2 separate regions of the Homo sapiens genome follow, and region 1 is linked to region 2. A link is a contact called in ENCODE Hi-C data. All regions are on one chromosome and are shown on one strand. The core of a region is the stretch at or near the end of the contact, and the rest is flanking DNA. Distances in the headings are between cores, read along the strand shown. Region 1 has its middle 340 kb from the start of LINC01630. Region 2 has its middle 26 kb from the start of CXXC1.

What was found. Hi-C counts contacts between places; a loop is a spot of excess contacts on that map. Pooled maps may share reads with other maps.
Region 1: a map with no recorded cell type shows a loop between it and region 2 (7-fold over the local background). The contact joins two enhancer-like sites. A Hi-C loop is called at or near these places in 2 of 37 single-sample maps with no recorded cell type and 3 of 50 pooled maps.

What each region holds. Positions count from the first base shown.
Region 1 is chr18:51,723,989-51,730,283 of GRCh38, reverse strand. No RefSeq gene overlaps it. Among named protein-coding and RNA genes, the nearest start is that of LINC01630, 340 kb to the right of the region's middle. Within about 2 kb of position 4,768, at least 2 of the 41 ENCODE cell types and tissues checked have a DNase peak (open chromatin) inside an H3K27ac peak, as active enhancers do.
Region 2 is chr18:50,310,784-50,317,466 of GRCh38, reverse strand. No RefSeq gene overlaps it. Among named protein-coding and RNA genes, the nearest start is that of CXXC1, 26 kb to the right of the region's middle. Within about 2 kb of position 4,611, at least 3 of the 41 ENCODE cell types and tissues checked have a DNase peak (open chromatin) inside an H3K27ac peak, as active enhancers do.

The DNA.
Region 1 (6,295 bases), core at 3,519-6,018, 1.4 Mb before region 2:
AATTATGGCATAAGCAGAATTTTTCAGAAAAAGAAAATACCCAAAGAATATATGACTATATATGAATATGCATGACTATATATTCTTTGGGTATTTTCTTTTTCTGAAAAAAAAATGACTCTGACTATGCCTCTATCGCCATGTTGTTCTGATAAATGTTTAACAATCAAGGCAGGGTTGGAGGTAGGAGGCCTGATTTGTAATGTTTGCTAATGCCTGTGGTGTAAATACTCTCATCATGGCCAATTTTAAGCTACCAATGTGATGTCTTTAAACATGAAGTTGGGAAGAGGTGCCCATTAGCACATTATTATATATATAGTATTTATACTACACAGGTACAATAAATGTACAACTTCAAAATATAGATAATAGTTAAATGCTGCAAAATAATTACAAAGTAATGAGTGTTTGCCTTTTAAAATATAACTTATTTTGTAAGTTTACATAATTTAATTTTTAATGAGGGCTGTTTTTAACAACCAGGTAATAAAAATCATGAAAACTTAACAATTGATTCTCAGAAGCCAGTACAATCTGACTCCAGCACATCACTGCCCCACTGCTATCCAATCATTAATGTCACTGTTTAAGGGAAAACCTTGGAAGGCTCCTAATGAATGGATATATCATGCTTGAGAAGAACAACACAATCACTCAATAGAATCAATAAACAATTTATAGCAGGTTAATTTGTTATACTGACAATGAGTCACTTTGCAATGTCCTGGAAGAAAAAGCAAAAAGAGAAGAAATCTTATTATCCTTATAAAGAATATGGAAATAATACTGAGTCTCAATAAGGTACATACAGCTCAACGACTAATCACTAAATAAATGACAGTCGCTTTACTTTCATGAGTGGACAAGAAAATTAACATTTAATGCATATTTGATATATGTTACACACTATGTCGGCACTTACGAAGGCTGGTGTGATAGCAAGAAAAATGGCAAGTGGAATACAAGACTTACAGGAGTAAGAACTAGCTTCACCCCCATGCATTGGCTGTGAGTTAGACAAGTGCAACAGTAAGTATATGCAGCATCCAAGTGACAAGAGACAAAGGTACAGAATGGACAATGGACTTGGAATCTAGGGGAAAGTTGCCACTGTCTGGGAGATGGAGTAAGGACAGGCTTGCAGAGGGAAAATTAAAATTATATCTTGAAGTCTAAGGAGGCGTCTTTTGCACAATAGGCGGGGTGGGCCTTTTGGTTGTAAGAAAAGCTTACATAAAAGCTCAGTACAGCCCAGAAGGCATTCAAAAGATCCTTTGATGGAAACTAGGCTGTGTGATGGATAAGTGAAGTAAGTGACTTTGGAGAGAGTCTTGCCAAAGAGTTTAGACATATCCTGTTGGTCATAAAGCCTTCAAGGAGAGGAAAGAAATTTTGAAATAAACTGTAGCAGACAATCTTGGCTACCCTAAAAGCAGTATTGCAAATGCTTGCATTAAACTTGCTTAGTAGGTGGGACGAGGGAAGACCTCATTAGAAGGCAATTTTAACCGTCTAAGTAATATATGGGAAAGACCAGAATTACACCCTTACTACCTCTCAAAGAAGTAGAGAAAGGGTGGACTGGGAAAATATTTAGAGGAGAAAGTAAAAAAAAAAAATTTAAAAAGTTGATGACTGATAGATGTGAGTAGGCAGAGATAGAGAGGAATAGAAGATGATTCAGAGGTTTCTAAATTGGGTAAAGGGGTACATTGTGATATTAACTGAAACAAGGACAGCAGAAGAAGTAACAAGTTTGCAGAAATACCGTATGAAAAAGCCCAGTGTTAAACCTCTAAACTCAGCAAGTGCAAAGACCTGGATTGTTTCTGTTTCAGCTCCTACTTTGATTTGTAATCTAGTAATTTCTTTACTCCAGATCAAGAAGAGCAAATAGAACAATGAATATGAAAGTGCTTGGAGAAAAATATATGAGAACATATGCAAATAAGAACCCTCATTACCATTTATTCAAAGTAAATTTATTATGTCCTGATCCCAGGATCCTAGGAGCCTGTGCCAAAGTGTTCCTGCATCCAGCCTTCTCTCTTCCAGACCAGCAGCTGGGACAGAGAAAATAGAGGGTCAGAATTATGAGGTAGTCATCTTTCTTTTTTATCTAGAAAAGCTTTAGAAAAATATTTATGAGGACCAGACTGAAGACAACAAATCAGAATTTGCTTTCTGTGGCAGAGACAGGCTCCAGGCAGGACACAGAAGGGCAAGCAGGAAGCCAGAGAAAGGCTTCAAAATAAGGTTCCCCTCTTTTGAGTCAGGATGTAAGATGGACTCATCTGGAACACAGGTGTAGGCTGAGGGTTGAACCAAAGCACACTACCAAAAGCAAGGCAGGAAAAGCAAAGAGGAAGTAGGAACTCAGATGGAATAGACTTAGGTGATTAAACCATAAAACCACAAATAGAACACAGGCTAAGATGGCTAGTAAACTCACAGAAGTAGTAGGTAGCAAGCTGCTCTGCTGAGATCAGAGGCAGCATTCAGATGGATCAGTACCCAAAAAAGTAGCTCCCACGGCTCATGTCTCTCTTTAGCAGAGGGCTGTGGGATTCTCTGAGAAACTCAATTCAGTTCTAATGAGAACAGTCATGAGAGGGGGCCTGTTTCCAGTGGGACAGAGGCTTTCCCTTTGGTTCAGGAATTTCATTGAATATAACCAGTCACCTTTGACTGGGTGGACTCTCTGGGTCACTAAAGTCATAGCTGCTGAATTTATTTCCCAACATTGGGCCAGAAGTCCTAGCCCTGGGGTTTTTATTATCAAGACTCTGATGTTAATGAAGGTAATGACACCAGGCAGAGGTTACAGCCCTAGCATATTGCTTGTACATGCAGGAGCTCACTACAGGATTGGTGCCCTGAAAAAAATTAAAGCAAAGGTCTTTCCCAATTTCTTGGGGAGACTAGGATAAATATTATTAATATACTACCCCTAAATCAAATATATCATATTTTAATGATTGAGACGATATAATCAAATTCAACCAATTTCAAGAATTTATCGACTAAATCCAGTCTCTATAGGAACCAGCCATGCAACCCTGACCCCCAAAAAGACACTTCCCCTCCCTGGGTCTCCGGCACAGGTGTTAGTGAAATGAAGAAATAATGTCACAGCATCCCTGAGTGTCCTTCTAGTTTGTTTAAGGAATATACATAAAGCCAGCAGGATTTGAAATGAAAGCAATTATGCTTTGTGCCTTTATTCAACCTTTATTCAACACACATGGTCGTGTGTTGAAAGAGATATTAAATCTCACAGGGGAATTATAGAGATAAGAGCCAGCATTTGTGTGGCAGGGAAAGAATCCTATCTAAAAAGATACCTCCTCCTCCAACATTGGCCCATATGCAGTTCCTTGAAAGATACCTCCCGCAGCACATCTGCTGCCCCAACAGCCAGAATTCTGTGCCAGAGCCCACAGCATGAGCAGTGCAATTTCTCACTTCCCCAGAGTCTTCTCAGAAAAGAAATAGAGAACACAAGGGAAATGACCAAAGCCAAGTGAGTGGTGATTTCTCTGTCTGCCAAGTTGCTAAGACATGTCAGCTCTACTAGCTCTTGATCAGGGTGGGTGCCAACAAGTCTGAAAAAGCCTAGTACTACCAGGCAATCACGCTTCCCACTGAGTCCTGTCCTAGAGGATGAGATTGACCTTAGTGGCCTGTAACGCTGCAGACACAGGGAAAAGTTACTTGGAACAAGAAAGAAAAAAAATGTAACACTCGTACTTTATGTGTTTTCAGTTAACAATATGGCTGTGGAAGAAAAAAATAAATGAGCAAAATTTATAAAAAAAAGTATAAGTACTTTCCAGGAACTATAGAAGTACTTGGTTCTTTCCAAAGTATTGTCCAATACGGTAGCTGCTGGGCCCTTGTAACTATTTACATTTATATTAATTAAAATTAAACACAATTAAATCTTGAGTTTCTCAGTCACATGATCCACATTTCAAGTGCTCAATCGTCACACGTGACCACTGGCTACATATAGACAGCTACAGATACAGAACATCTGCATCATCGCAGAAAATTTTATGGGATAGAGCTGCTCTAAAAAGCTGAGTAGGCTGGGCGTGGTGGCTCATGCCTGTAATCCCAGCACTTTGGGAGGGCGGGGCTGGTGGATCACTTGAGGTCAGGAGTTCGAGACCAGCCTGGTCAATATGGTGAAACCCCGTCTCTACTAAAAATACAAAAATTAGTTGGGCATGGTGGTGGGCGCCTGTTAGTCCCAGCTACTCAGGAGGCCGAGGCAGAAGAATTGCTTGAATCTGGGAGGCAGAGGTTGCGGTGAGACGAGATTACACCACTGCACTTCAGCCTAGGGAGACAGAGCAAGACTCCGTCTCAAAAGATAAAAAATAAAATAAAAAGCTGAGTATATCAAAGAAAGTGGAAAACAAACCAGCATAACATCAATGAGGTTGCCTCCCATATCACTACTTGTTTAGAAGAAAATGTTAATTATTTCTATTTGTTGGCAAATCCTCTACCTGTTTCCTGTAGCTTTGGCACTTTACCTCACAGCTTCCGCTTAGCTGTTAGTCAAAGTCACAGCATTAAAACAAAAGAGTAGCACTTCCTTCAAGTTGGGAAGTGTCTGGACTCCCGCTAGTCTTTCAGAAAATACTACCCAGGCAGCTCCTCAAGCTGGGCCCTCACTTCCATCTCCTTTCTGTGAGCAAATCGAGTCATCTGCCCTCACGGCCTCTACTCCCACTGTGTAATTAACTCCCTTGGGTTTTCACTGAATGAGTGACTCAGCAAAATGACTTTTTAAATGAACGTTCACATTTAGCAATTCTGCCCACATACAAACTGGGACTGGAACTGACTTTTTAAGTAAACATACTGAGACTTTGATAACTAAATTAGTGGGTTTTGTTCCAAATAGTCACCCTAGCAGGTAACATCCTGCTTCCAATCATACAGATGTGTCTCAGATCACTGCTGGAACATTTCTTAGGGAATTGGCTTCAAGGCACATGTAAGTGTAAAGTGACAAAACGTTCTTTAATAAGGGATGTGGATGTCTTCTCGCGCTCTCCTCTTTAGAGTGTCTCTGAAAACTAAGAGGCCACAGAACTTTTGATTTTACAAAGCAGGTCACAAGCCTTCTGACCCTTGGAACTATAAATACATGCCTCCAAAATTAACACGGGAGGCATATAGGGACAATCACAAGGTGCATATTCATTTGTCTGTCAAACAGATGAGACATTTTAATTGTCTTTTTTTCTACTTTACTGTATAAATTTATGTGCGATTCTGTCCAGACTTTATAGTCACTTCCATGCTGCTGGATGTGTGTGTAAATCTGATAATGCTCACCAGGTAATAAATGGTTTCTCCCTCTTCTCTATGTTTCAGAAGGGTCTTGTGTTGGCAGAATTATATTTCCCCAACAACTGAAACACATGCATTTAAATATTTTAAACCTGTATGTTCACAGGCAAATTTGATTCTTGGAACCCCTTTCAAAAGTCACCTGGAATTTGAGTAGTGGTATGAATGATCATTTAAGATTATAGAGTTTGGGATAAAAAATGAAGCAGGTTTTTCTTTTGGTTTTTTAATATGACTCACAGGTTAATTTCCAGGAATACTTCTTTGAAGGGGATGAAAACTTGGGTTCATTTAAAAAAAAAGTCCTATTACTTTATAATTCTACCAAGTATATAATACATATAATATATTCAAAACACCTAAACAGATTTTTATACTCTCAGTAAATGATTTTTTCCCTTATTTTTATACATGTCCTTAAAATAAATGGACTTCATTAAAGATACCAGATATCCCAGCAATAATTTACAGATATTGGATTTAAAGAGCACATAGTAAAATTCAGTTGAGTCAAAAGAGTAGAAAAAGCTAATTTTGTATCATTTTCCCCATATTCTGAGGACCTATCATTGGCTGTATACAGAACGTAAAATCAAATACAATATTTTCCCAATATTCACAATCTATTTGATTAACTCCCCAGATGCAAACATAAAGAGAGGAGAAAGAAGCCTCAGGAAAGAGATTTTGACAAGACTGAACATGGCCAGCACCATCTCTTTCTGGGAACAGGCATGAAGGATTAGTTGGTGCCATCTCTCCAGCCCTCTGAGGTGGATGGCACACTGTTGAGGTGCCGGGTGATCACATGAGCTACCGGTTGGATATTACTGGAAAGGCACGTTCTCTCAGATTAATGTGTTGCTGTTGGTCCTCCTCTGATCTCCACGAAGGCGCCAGGTATATGCATCCATCTTGGCGA
Region 2 (6,683 bases), core at 3,362-5,861:
AAAATGTTAATATCCTCAATATATTTTCTCTGATCTTGATTTATAATTTTCATAATTTTTTCACCTGGCCCTTCTGAGATCTTATGATCTTGATTCTTTTATTTTGTTCAGTTCCACTCTTAGCATGGCAATTTCATTCTGTAATATGTCCTTTTTGTACAATAGATATTTTTCCTTTTCCTTGCCTTCAGAAATCTCAGAATTCTTAACGTTTTAAGTGGATAATTTCTATTTCTTTCTGCTTGCAAAGTGATGGCTGAAAATTTCATTCTGGTAGTTTTAAAAAATGGCCTCAAACTCTTTGAATCCCTTCCCATCAAGAGGTTGGTCTGTTTCTCTTCACCTTGAATGTTCGTGAGTTTCTGACTGCTTTGACCACTGAGTATAGTAGAAGTGATGCTATGTGACTTCCAATGCTAGCTCATAAGAGGCTATACAGCTTTTGACTTGCTCACACATACACACAGTAGCCCTAAGCCGCCATATAAAACTATGACTACTCCAAAGTCACTATGCTGTGATGAAGTCCAATCTACATTGAGAGGCCATATGTAACTCTTGTCATTGACAGCACACACTTTACTGTGTCATTAAAGCACACACTTTACTGGTCATTATAGCACAGGGACCAGACATAAGTGGAGAAGCAACTAGGTGATTCAGGCCTAAGCCATAGGAGTCATGCCCAGCAATTTGTCTTCCCAGATGAAACTTCAGATTTCCAGTGATTTTAGCACTGTTGTCAAAAATCAATTGACCGTAGATGTATGGGTTTATTTCTGGACTCTCAATTTATTCCATTAATCTATATGTCCAGCCTGATGCCATTACCACACTGTTTTGATACATACAGCTTTTTTTTTTTTTTTTTTTTTGAGACAGAGTCTCATTCTGTTGCCCCGGCTGGAGTGGAGTGGTGCGATCTTGGCTCACTACAGTATCCACCTCCCAGGTTCAAGTGATTCTCCTGCCTCAGCCTCCTGAGTAGCTGGGATTACAGGCACCCGCCATCACACTCAGTAGTTTTTTCTATTTTTAGTAGAGATGGGGTTTCACCATGTTGGCCAGGCTGGTCTTGAACTCCTGACCTCAGGTGATCTGCCCACCTCGTCCTCCCAAAGTGCTGGGATTACAGGCATGAGCCACCACACCCGGCCTGCTAGTACTCTTTTTCTGAGTACTCTTTTCCTCTGCCTTCATGAAAATATCTTTCACATCACTAAAAACAAGGCTGTACTCAGGTTTGTATATAAAAGTATTTTCAAATTAATTAATTAATTGAAACATTTATCAAGTGTTGCATCAATTTACTTAATCTTGAGGGTAATTAATTGCTTGAAAGGAATTATGATGTCTAATGTTTGCATAAAGTCTCTCATTATAGGATCTATTCTTGTTATATAATCAGACCCAGCTAAAGAGAAAGAAGGCAATTATCTCAGAAACTCTGCAGGAAACTTATTAAATGGGCTCATACCAATGAGGCAGGGAACTTAACTTCTGTCTTTTGACAATTTCAATGTACCACACAATTTTAATATTGAGACTACAACAGTGAAACGAATAAACTTGTGAAGAAATAAAGCCACCTGTGGGAACAGATATTTCACAAGGTGCAGCAAAAACTGCCTTAAATGAACAAGCAAATGTTGTTGGTACATGTTCTTCTAGAATAATGACATATACCTAAGTGTGAAAAGGCAATGCTGCAGCAAAAATTTGTGTTTCTCTAGTGTTCCTTCCATTCAGGTAATATAGGGGGAGGAGAGAAGGCTTGCTATGATTAGTTGACTCTATTCTTGCCTAACTGCTTAACACAGTATCTCCGTGTGGTGTCCTTGCTTGAGTACACATGTGTGGTTTCCTCCTGCCAATTTCTGAAAGCATTTGTAAGGTTTCAGTAACCTAGCCCTTAATGTACGAAAAATAATGACCAATTACTTACTGAGCTCCACTGAATAAGTCTACTTATTGCAGACTAAGTGTCTACATTCCTTGTCTCTAATTCTGTCATCAATCTTATAAGACAGAGATTCACCCCATATTACAGATGGGGAAACTGAGGTTCAGAAATGTTGCATTATCAGACCAAGGTTCCACATCTGACAAATGGTAAAGTCAGAATTTGAATGGAGGAGTCAGTTTCCCTGGCTCCAGTGCTTGTGTTTCATCTGTGACGTCATGATGCTGCCGCCCAGCTGCACTCCCAGACATCCCCTCGTTTCACAGACTTTTAATGACTCTCAAATAGTCACTCTTAATTTGAATCTTTTCTGTTCATTCTAGATCTTTAATAATTCTGACTTTGAAAAAAGATTAGGTAAATACACAGCTGCACCACACTTGTCCACCATCTGGAAAAAAAATGCCATGCTCTGAGAAATTTTAACGTAAGATTCTTAACACAGAAACACAATTTAATTGACATAATGAACTTCAAGAATAAAAAGATATTTGTGCAAGCTTTAAAGCAAGAAAGAAAAAATATCATGCACAATAGAAAAATCAGGCTAGTCAAAAATTTCTTCACAGCAATATTTCTGCTCAATATTTTACTTGAAAGACTTCAAACTTGCAGAAAAATGGAATACTGCTACTACATAGAACACCAAGATTTACCAACTAATATTTTCCTCATTTGTTTATCTCTATCTATGTATGGATTAATCACTTTTTTATTTTTGTATTCTCATTTTCTTTGAAAATTTTGTTCTCAACCATTTGAAGTTAGGATGCAAATATCACAACACTTCACATTTTTGTTGAAATGTTTCTACTTATGGGAAGATGAAATGTCCAACCCAAACAATGAATGAAAGATATCTTAAATTCTGACTACCTATAATGTGAGCTGGATGCCAGAGAGGCTCAGAGGTAATTGGAAATTAGAGCATTGGCCTCTTATTTAAACAATATAGGTGAATCAATGTAGGAGCTTTATGGTAGGAAATTTCTCCAATATTTAGTAATAAGAGATTTATAAGACTTGAAAGCATGAGTTAATCTATTTGAAGAAAAAGGAGTACATATCTCAGTCAGAATTCCAGCAAAATGTGCAGATAGTATTTAGGGAAAGCAATAAGCAATAGTAGGTTCCCTACAGTTTGCAACACCAGGGAACTATTACTACATCTAGCCTGGAAGGCAATGTTTATGGAAACCTATTGAGAACAGCTGTATGGGAGAGGGCCATCTGAGAGGAGCTGTGAAATTTGCTAGGGTACTTGGTAACCCATAGAGAATCGACAGGGAAAGATCTGGGACAGTAAGCACCCTCCCTCATTCACTTCCCAGGACAGCAACCACCCTCCCTCATTCACCTCCCAGTCTCTAGGTCTCCTGGTGATCCTCCCCAGTGATTAAACCAGCTGTAAGCCAAAAGTCAAAGGCTACTCATGAAACAGTCCACAAAGGTCAGCCCTCTGAGGCAGAGAGTACGGTGGCAAAAGGTAAACAGTGCATTTGTTGGACAAAAATGAAAGACAAAATTGTTAGACAAAATTATCTGCATATACTTTCTACCTACCATTCCCATTTTGGTAGAATAATTTTTACAACACAGACATAGTTACACACACACAAACAATTGTAACTGAGTACTATATATAGGTTACATAATTATATTTATAATATAAAGCTATTGTAATATAAAACAGTTGTAATACAAATCTGATTATAACATAAATAGACTTTGCTATTTTGAATAGTACTGCAATAAACATAGGAGTACAGGTGTCTTTTTGATAGAATGATTTCTTTTCCTTTGAGTAGATGCCCAGTAGTGGGACTGCTGGGTCAAATGGTAGTTCTATTTTTAGTTCTTGGTAAAATGTCCAATGTGTGGTAAGTAAATACACCAAGACACAAAGAATTGCAGCAGAGAAAGAGGTTTAATCACAAGGCAGCCAAACAAGGAGACTGGAGGAAACCTCAAATCCACCTCCTCAAGGAGTTTAGGATCTAGGGATTTTAAGGGGTTTGGATGGTTAGTGGGCCAAGGTATAAGGATCACTGATTGGTTGAAGAATGAAGGGTGACGTCATGGAACTAAAGAAATTGCATTCTTGCATTGAGTCAGTTCTCCTTTTGGTGTCTTCAGACTGGTGGGCATGAGCTGTCCTGCTAGAATTCAGGATCTGGGCCAGGCATGGTGGCTCATGCCACCATGACAGAGATTCATCCCAGCACTTTTGGAGGCCAAGGCAAGAGGATCTCTTGAAGCCAAGAGTTCAAGAGCAGCCTGGGCAACAGAACAAGATTCTGTTCCTACAAAAATAAAATAAAGTTAGTTGGGTGCGGTGGTAAGCACCTATAGTCCCAGCTACTTGGGAGGCTGAGGTGGAAAGATCACTTGAGCCCAGAAGTTTAGAGGCTGCAGTGAACTGTGATCATGCCACTGTACTCCAGCCTGAGTGACAGAGCAACATCTTGTCTCTAAAAATAATAATAATACAATTTTTAAAAAAGAATTCAGAATCTGAAAATCATCTTGAATGGAAAGTTTCAGACTTCTAATGCTAAAGATGCTATCTATAGGAACAATGAGGAAGTTCATGGTCTGTGTTCTGGCCTACGTGACTTTCGGTTAGTTAGCAATTACAGCGAAGTGGGCCAAAGTGTAGCCTGATTAATGCTTGACTGCCCTTCAGCCCAAAACCTGGCATGTTATTATGAGGATGGTTTCAAGAAGACAGAATGAGAGAGGAAAAACTAAAATGTAAGAATAAAATAAAGCAACTGAGAGAATACTAACGTGAGAATATTAAAAAGAATTTGGAAATGCCAATTTACAGAAATAACAGCCTTAAGAGTGGATACACATCAGTCATACCCTTATATGTTGGTAAAAATATGCATCAGTATATAATACAATGTGTAGAAAAGAACTAGCAAAGCAGACCTGAGACTGCTATTCTTAGAAAGGCCTGCTTGCAAAGTTGGCCCTTGGCTGACATCTGGGAACTTAACTGGTAAACAGGTACCTACACTGATATAAAACTTTCCCTTGGTCGGGCACAGTGGTTCATGCCTGTAATCCTATAACCTTGGGAGGCTGAGGCAGGAGGATTGCTTGACGTCAGAAGTTCAGAAGTTCTAGGCAATATAGCAACACTCCGTCTCTACAAAAATATTTTATAAATTGGTCAGGTGTGGTGGCACACATCTGTAGTCCTAGCTACTATGAGGCTGAGACAGGAGGATTGCTTGAGCCTGGGAGTTTAACGCTGCAGTGAGTTCTGATCAAACCCCTACACTCCAGCCTGGGTGACAGAGCAGGACCCTGCCTCTAAAAAAGTAAAATAAAATAAAACACTTTCCCTAAATGATAAGGGTGGCTCACTGTGCCTAGACTGTGTGGACAGTATGGTTTATGCTGAACAACTGCTTTCCATCTGGGTATCTGGAATCATGGTACATGGTAGGCAGGGAATGCCTATATGTCCAGCTCCCAGTAAAAGCCTTAGGGACAGTCTCTAATGACACCCCGATAACATATCACACATTGTCACACTCATTGCTAGAGGAAGTATGTCTTGTGCAACTCCACTGGGAGAGAACTCTTGGAAACTTGTGCCTGTGGTCCTTTGGACTTTGCCTCATGTGCCTTTTACCTTTGCTCATTTTGCCTTGTATCTTTTCATTGCAGCAAATCTTAGCCATGATTATGACTATGTGCTAAGTCATGTGTGCCCTTCTGGCAAATCATCAAAACTGGAGCTGGCCTTAGGAAGCCGCAACACATGCAGATATTGATTTTGTCTGTGCTCTAGAGTTCTGTGTTCAACCTCAAGTTAGCATGGAGGAACCAAAGTGCGATTTTGTAATTGAATTCTAGATATTAGCTTCAGTCTTACCCCTGGCAAGAAGTACCTTGAAAGTTTCTGTCCTAGAGGTCTTTGGTAGATCTGTGTTCTCCTCTCCTGCCGCTGTGGTCCCCACTTGAGCTGATTCTTAGTTCCTTGTTCTGCATTGCCTGTTCCCATGCCTGGAATTCTAAACCTTGGAGCTTAATTGCATTTTTAAATCTATGTCCTGATCCAGGTCCACTGTGATCCTCAGCTTTCAGAACCCTGGTCTTCACCATGCCCAGTCAATGCTATGGCTGCTCCGTTAGCTTTTTCATCTAGTTTCTCCCGTCCTGAGTTTCCCTGAGCCTATGCCCTAACTTCAGCCCAAGGCTAATTACAGCACTCAGAGTAGGAAGATTTATTATTAATATCGAATTTATTACTACTGGCTGTACAGCCTGGCAAAGGACTTAGGCTCCTGAGTCTAAACTGCTTAAACTGAACATGAATAATATAACCTTTCTTCTGTTTGCCTAATAAGGCACTTGTGAGGGTCAAATAAGATGTTTTTTTTGTTTGTTTTTGAGACAGTCTCACTCTGTCACCCAGGCTGGAGTGCAGTGGCACAATCTCGGCTCACTGCAACCTCCGCCTCCCAGGTTCAAGCAATTCTCTTGTCTCTGCCTCCCAAGTAGCTGGGATTACAGGCGTGCAACACCATGCCTGGCTAATTTTTGTATTTTTAGTAGAGACAGGGTTTCACCATATTGGCCAGGCTGGTCTCGAACTCCTGACCCACCTGCCTTGGCCTCCCAAAGTGCTAGGATTACAGGCATAAGCCACTGCACCCAGCCAGATTTTATATGTGTAAGTATTTATCAACTATGGAGCACT